Regions from separate parts of the Homo sapiens genome. Here region 1 is linked to region 2. Evidence: chromatin contacts called from ENCODE Hi-C or POLR2A ChIA-PET data. All regions are on one chromosome and are shown on one strand. Each heading gives the region's core, a stretch centred on a gene start or an enhancer-like site at or near the end of the contact. The rest is flanking DNA. Distances are from core to core; before and after follow the strand shown. Region 1 has its middle 120 kb from the start of GOSR1. Region 2 holds the start of SSH2 (slingshot protein phosphatase 2).

What was found. A loop is a pair of places that touch in the nucleus more often than their neighbours do. ChIA-PET counts read pairs that join two places held with the same protein, here RNA polymerase II (POLR2A). Pooled maps may share reads with other maps.
Region 1: a loop to region 2 is called in a map of OCI-LY7, with 7 times the contacts of the local background. The contact joins the enhancer-like site here to the promoter of SSH2 in region 2. A Hi-C loop is called at or near these places in 1 of 168 maps with a recorded cell type or tissue (OCI-LY7) and 6 of 50 pooled maps. POLR2A ChIA-PET finds 5 or more read pairs at or near these places in 2 of 52 experiments (HCT116 and PC-9).

What each region holds. Positions count from the first base shown.
Region 1 is chr17:30,598,627-30,601,809 of GRCh38, reverse strand. It overlaps the pseudogene SMURF2P1-LRRC37BP1 and the pseudogene SMURF2P1. Among named protein-coding and RNA genes, the nearest start is that of GOSR1, 120 kb to the right of the region's middle. RefSeq lists a silencer at 1,049-1,528. Within about 2 kb of position 1,414, at least 40 of the 41 ENCODE cell types and tissues checked have a DNase peak (open chromatin) inside an H3K27ac peak, as active enhancers do; they include HCT116, OCI-LY7 and PC-9, where a contact is called at or near this core.
Region 2 is chr17:29,928,650-29,932,108 of GRCh38, reverse strand. It overlaps SSH2 (slingshot protein phosphatase 2), which reads left to right and starts at 1,881. Exons shown (of 16, transcript NM_001282129.2): 1 at 1,881-2,171. The coding sequence starts at 2,109. It also overlaps a transcript of EFCAB5 not described here. RefSeq lists silencers at 699-868, 1,602-1,691, 1,842-2,121, 2,632-2,681.

The sequences.
Region 1 (3,183 bases), core at 165-2,664, 670 kb before region 2:
ATGCGCCTGGAATCATAAACACTTTGTAAGTGTAGTCTTCTATCTAGCAACCCCTCCGGACATTATTTTCCATTTAGAAAAAGGAAGGGGGAGGGTGGGGAGAGTAAGAGAAAGTTTGCTCTAAAGTTTGTATGAGCACATAGTTAGAAAAGTACCCCCTACCCGCCTCCAAAAGTGTGTTTTTAAAGCAGGTCTGGAGTTAGAAGTGACACAAGTTCTGCGGCCTACAAGGTACAACCCCAAACATGCCACCCTACAATCAGACACTTCCAAAACACAGTGTACAATGAGCCCGAGCCGTCGGATCAGACAGGCACATGGGAAAAGTCAACCTCAGTCTCCTCTCCTCAGAGAGACCTGAGTTTAAGGTGTGCGGCCCCGGCAACGGTGGCCAGAGGCGGGGAGTAAAGGTTTTGCAAGCGGGCATAAGTGGGTGTGCAAGGTAACAACCCGGGAACACACACGTACACCCTCCCGTTAAGCGCTCCATCTTTAAGGAGTGTTTACTGCGCGCAGTCTGCAACCGGATTCAATAATCCCCTTCACGAGCCCACCTGGGCCGTAGCCCAGGGGCTGCTGCTCCCCGAGCCCCGGGAGGCAGCGTCGGGCTCCTTGACCAAGACTTTTCAGCCCGAAATCCGCTGCGATGCGAACGGGTGTATCCTCCCCTCCACAAAAGACTACCCCGCCTCCCCGAGTCATCCTCGGCTTTTTAAAGAATGTCCAAACCAGAGCGAGTGGCTTTCCAATTACTCTCCCTGAACTAGGCCTTCCTACTCCTCCGACCCCCAACTCACCATTGATCGCGATCCTGGCCCTTCCCAAGTCAACAGGTACCCCGCGCCAGCTCGCCCACCCGGCGGCTGCCCAGCCCGGCCGCCGCTCCCCATCACCTGTCGGGCGCAGTCTGACTGGCCCGTTCCTCCGGCTTCAGGGGTTGGACATGTCCCCGGCGGCGGGGTTGGCGGGGGCGGCGGGCGGGACGGGGACAGGGGCGACGTCGAAGCGCGGCGGAGTCACCACAGAGGCAGGGGCTGAGGCCCGAGCTGCCGGCGCTGCGACCGCCACGGCCGGAGGGTCCCGGATGTGGCGAGCGTCGTCGTCCTGAGCCGCTGAGCTCCCCGCTCCTCCCACTTCTCCTTCCTTGGTCCGGGCAGCACAACTAGGCGGCAGCCGGCCGCTGGCGCCCCAGCCGTCTCCTCGCGGCCTCCGCGGCCTTTCCCTCCTCTCCTCTAGGCTAGGCCCAGTAGCCGACGGGGCTGGTCGGCTGAGGCGGGCGGTGCTCGGCGGCGCCGGAGCAGGACTCTGGGCTCGGCTACTCCTCCTCCACCCGCCTTTTTGTCTGAGGGACCCGGGACCTGGGGCTGCCGCCACCACTGGTCGGCTCCGGGGGACTGGGAGGAGACGGGAGTTGGGGCCGTTGGGGCCGGGCGGGGCCAGCGGGCGCGCGCAGAGTACCCAGGGTGCCCCGGGCTGGCACCGGCCGTCAGGGAGTGGGTGAGGTGCCGCCGAGGGTCTCACGCGGAACGCGCGCAGGGAGCAAAGTGGCAGCGGGGGCGACAACTCTGGCACCTGGAGGGGCATAGTGTCCGGTCCACTTAAGGAGAGCTTTTGTCCAAGCAGGGCCGACTGCATTTATTAGACGCCCACTGCGTGCAGAGCGCTCCTAGAGGCTGGGGCGAGGAAGGTTAGAACCGAGTCCGCTGCCCGCTGGGAATCTGGCGTCTCTCGGGCGAGGGAAGAGACAGCATTCCCACGCCAATGGTTCCAGCAAAGCCCCAGGACTGCTCTGCTCCTGGTCTTGTAGTTGACACCTCCATCGGAGACTCACCTGGGGGAGGCGATCGGGTTACCTGCCGGCTCCTGCTCTTTTCAGGTGCAGCCAAGGATAGGGAGATGATAACATCTGAAAGGATTAACAAGATAAACCTTGGAGAGTAATGTATGAAGGGTTGTTCATACACTGCTGTATTTAGTTATCTCAGGAGGAGAAAGAAAATTTCTTTTTAAATGTGTACCTTATCCTTTGACCTTGTAACTTTACTGCTAGGATTTTTTTTTTTTTTTTTGACAGGGTCACCCTCTGTCGCCCAGGCTTGAGTGCAGTAGTGTGACCACGCCTCACTGCAGCCTCAACTTCCTGGGCTCTGGTGATACTCTCACATGAGCCTCTGGAGTAGCTGGGACCACAGGTGTGCACCACCACGCCCCATTAATTTTTGTATTTTTAGTAGAGACATGTTTAGTAGAGACATTTAGGTTTCCCCACGTTGCCAGGCTGGTCACGAACTCCTGACCTCAAGAGATCCGCCTGCCTCGGCCTCCCAAAGTGCTCTCAGGCTCGGCTCCCTGAGCCACCATGCCTGGCCCTATTCTTGACAAATAAATAATAGTACGGAAGATGTTCTTTGCTATATTCCATTAATAACAAAAGGAATGAGGGAACAGCATAATGGTCCATGAACCGCATGCTTTTTAATGCAGCCATTTAACTGACAAGTTTTATGAAGATCATATAATATGGAAGAATGTATATGTAATGCAAAGTTTAAAAACAGAATAGAAGTTGTATGCATATGCATGCGAAAGTATGTAGCACAATGTAAACTACTAAGAACAACAGCGTGGGAGATTTTTTATGTGATTCATTAGTTTTGCTTTAGGCTGTTATTAATGCAATTTTAAATGTTTTGGATTAATATATTTTAATCCTTATTCCATGCCAGTCATTTCTTTTAATGCATCAGTGTAGTCACCTCTCCAGATAGTTACCTCTGAGAGCATTTCATCAGTTTGGATACAGCCTTACAATTAAAGTAATCCAAAAAAGTATATGAAGTTCTAGACATCACACTAGAAATACCACAGATAGGCCGGGCAGGGTGGCTCACCCCTGTAATCCCAACACTTTGGGAGGCCAAGGCGGGCGGATCATTTGAGGTCAGGAGTTCAAGACCAGCCTGGCCAACTTGGTGAAATCCCGTCTCTGCTAAAAAAAAAAAAAAAAAATATATATATATATATATTAATTAGCCAGGCGTGATGGCGCATGCCTGTAGTCCCAGCTACTAGGGAGGCCAAGGCACGAGAATCGCTTGATCCCGAGAGGTGGCAGTGAGCCAAGATCACGCCACTGCACTTCAGCCTGGGCAACAGAATGAGGCTCCGTATCAAAAATAAATA
Region 2 (3,459 bases), core at 632-3,131:
TGAACTTTACCATACATTATCTCAAGAATCTTGTCAGTTAGGGTTCCATTGTAGAGATAAAGGAATTAAAGCTCAAAAAGTTCAAGCCATTTGCATAAGGTTTTAGAGCTGGAACTAGAAACCAGGTCTTCTGATTCCTATGGTAGTGCTCTTTCTCACTGCAAGGTTAATGGACTTAAGCCTTTCATCTTCCAAAAGAATTTCTGAAGAGTATGTTACCATGAAAAAGTAGAACATCATTGTTGCCCTCCCTGAGTCAGAGAATCAACATACAAGTACTAAGACCTACAGATTTGAATATTACTTTTTCTAGAATGATACTTTGGTTCATAAAGCACATATATTTCATTTATTTGAGTTCATTCAGCTTCTAGCTATGTGTATTTTTTGGCTATGTATCTAGTTTCCTCTTTGGTCTCCCATGCATTGGTTCAAAGTTCTTACTTCTGAAACTTGCCTTCTCTTTTCCTGTTTACTACGGAGCTCTGGGGAAAACACAGTCAGATTGTTTAATCTGTGAACCATACATCTTTGTTTAATTTTGTCTCACAGGCACTCCTGATCACCACCAGGGGGCAAAAGCCTACCAGCTGGCTTCTCTGCACTACACTCTACATAGGACTGTACAGTACAGGGACCCTCAGTGTCTGATTCTTGATGGAACCTCCCTGCTAATTATTTCAACCACAGGGCCCCAGGGAGAGAACAAAGGCTCAGCACAGAGGACTCTTGTGGCGTTTAACCGTACAGCAGCCAGAAAGAGCTCATGACAGCCCTGTCAGTTTAAAAGAAGCAATGAGATCCAAGAGTGTTTGAGTGACAAACAGGAGGGGGTGGGTTTTAATAACTGCAAACTCCCAAGTGTGTGTGTTTTCTACAGCTTTGATATGTACGGTGGTATTTACCAGCTCATCCACTCAAGCTGAGAAATAGCCTTGTCAACTCTCTTTCTTTGTGTAAATAATCAGTGATATTTGCATTGTGCAATTTTTTTCCTTTTTAATCTTGATTTTCCATTACATTCTTTGCTTATGTTCTGCAGACAATTTACCCCTGAGAAAACCATTCCCTTAAAATATCTTTTAATCTACATTTTTACATAGGTCTATGAAAGAATGACATTTAGAGACGAAGGAGAAGAAAGCTTAACGAGCAAATCCTGTTTAATTAAAAGACTGTCTTCACAGCAGGAGGCAAGTGAGAGGTCAATAGCAGGCTGGACCCTCACAACCGGCTTCCTCGGACTCCCAGGCGCGCTCAGCTTCTCTTCTCCTCAGGAATAATGAATAAGTCTTTAGACAGGCAATAGAGGAAGCATGAGGGTACCACAAACCTTTCCAGGGTATCAAACGGAAAATGGTTTTCTTTCCAGAAGTCTCATCATAAAACATAGACGGAAGGGGGGGAAAAGTTAAGAAAAAGCCCCCGAGAGCCGGGGTGAAGGGAGTAAACTGGTCTAGCCCAGTTCTGTCTGCGCCCAGTGAGAGGGTTTGAAACTCCGCGGAGCCCTTTCCCAATAGAAAACGTGTTTGCTTCAGGATTTTCATCTCAGCTGCTTTTTTTTAAGGTTGGTTAAGCTGTGCGCCGCCCCACCTCATAAAATGGTTGTCTCTCAGGAGTGAAGACTCCAGCGGCCCCCCGCCCTGGGACCCCTCACCGGGCTGGCTCCCTTCGGCCCCTTCCCCCACCCCACTCCACAGCACCCAGTGCTGGCAAACCGCGCGATTCCAGCACGAAGGAGGAAACCCAGGAGGGTGCGGCGGCCCGAGGCGCACGCACTCGGCCAGCTTCCGGCAACTCAAGGGTTACGACCAGGCGGCGGCGCGCGCCGAGGGGAGAGGCGGTAGCTGACAGGTGGCGCCTGCGCACTGGGAGCGCTCATTGTGCCCCGCAGCTGCGGAACCGCCCGCCCGCCGCCCGTTCGGAGCGTCAGTCGGCGACAGTCTGGTGGTGGGTGCGGAGTCTGCGGCCGTTCCCGCGGCCTCCTCCTCCTCCCCGTTCCCTTCACCCCCACCCCGCACCCCTTTCCCCATCCCGGCTCCGTCACCCTCCCGTCCCCCACACTCAGGACAAGAATGCCCTGCCCGGAACAACCCAGCAGCGCCTAGATGGCTTTGGTCACGGTCCAGCGGTCACCTACCCCCAGCACCACCTCCAGCCCCTGCGCCTCGGTGAGTCCTTCCTGGCGGCCGCTCCGCTTGCTTCTGTCACTGCGGCTCCGCTTTGCCTCAGCGGGTCCCGCCGAACGCCACTGCGCACGCGCCGCGCCGCTTCCCAGGCCTTGGCACTCGGCTGCCGCGAACCCCCCCACACCCCCATGTTAAAGACTAGCAGCAGGAACTACAAGACGTTGATTTTTGCCCCCATCACCCTGAGCACCTAGCTCCTCACAATCCTCGCCCTGAAATCCCCTGTGGCATGCCTCCCTATGGCTTGAGCACTTCCTTTTGGTAATGAGTCATTCTTGCTTTTCACCCTCCCCCTTCTTTTACCCTCTGTTGCTCTGCTGCAGGGAGGGGACCGTGAGCCTCCTGCGTTGCCCCTTACCCACACCCACATCTCTTACCCACACCATTTCATAGACCTGTTCAGTATTTGCACACTGCACACCCTTCTTCGTACTCGCCAGGGTGTGTGCCTTCCCCTAGTCACTTGCTGGCTTTCTTTTGCTCTGTACTGTTCAGGCTTTGAACTGCCCAACCGTAGTTATTCCTTGGTTTCTCCCGCCTGCCCCCCACCCCAGAGGGTAGCAATGATCTCTGTTTCCTGGACCTCTTACCTTTCCTTTATGAGGTCCCGAAGCATCTGGTGCTGCTTAGTGATCAGTGTCAAATTATTTCCGTCTTACAGATATTTATGCCTTACACTCATTGCTCGTGATCATTCTTGTTCTAAGGTCGTGTTTGTATGGCTCGTTACCTCAGATGCCTATGCCAATAAAGCATGCTCTCAGAAGGAAAATACCCAGTAACCAGCCTTTCCCCGCTGGGCCCGTCTTTGCCTTCTCTCCTCGCCCCACCCCCATTCGTTTACACTCCATTCTCTTAGGCTCCATTTTTGAAAATATTTATTTTTAAAAACAATATATTGCACCAGTGGGGCAAATGGGCTTTAAAAAACCAACATCCAGATGTTTTAGAGAGAAATAAACTGAGTGAAAATGCGAGCAACTGGGAAAACCACCTTGAACTTCCTACAGAACTGTAATTTTAAAAACGGTGTTGGTGGATTTGGTAGTATCAGGTTGCAAAAAAAGGTATTTAATAAACACTGTACCACTTTCCACTGTAAAAAAATCATCAGGTTACCCTTAATATTTGTATGTTAACTGAGGTGTGAGCTTTGATATCCTGAAATTTGCTGGCTTGTCATTTCAGTATAATTTCCTGAATTTCAAAGTTTTGTTGTGTATGGTTGTGGTTTCTTCTTTTCTGAGCTTTAATTGCATTTTGTGTGATG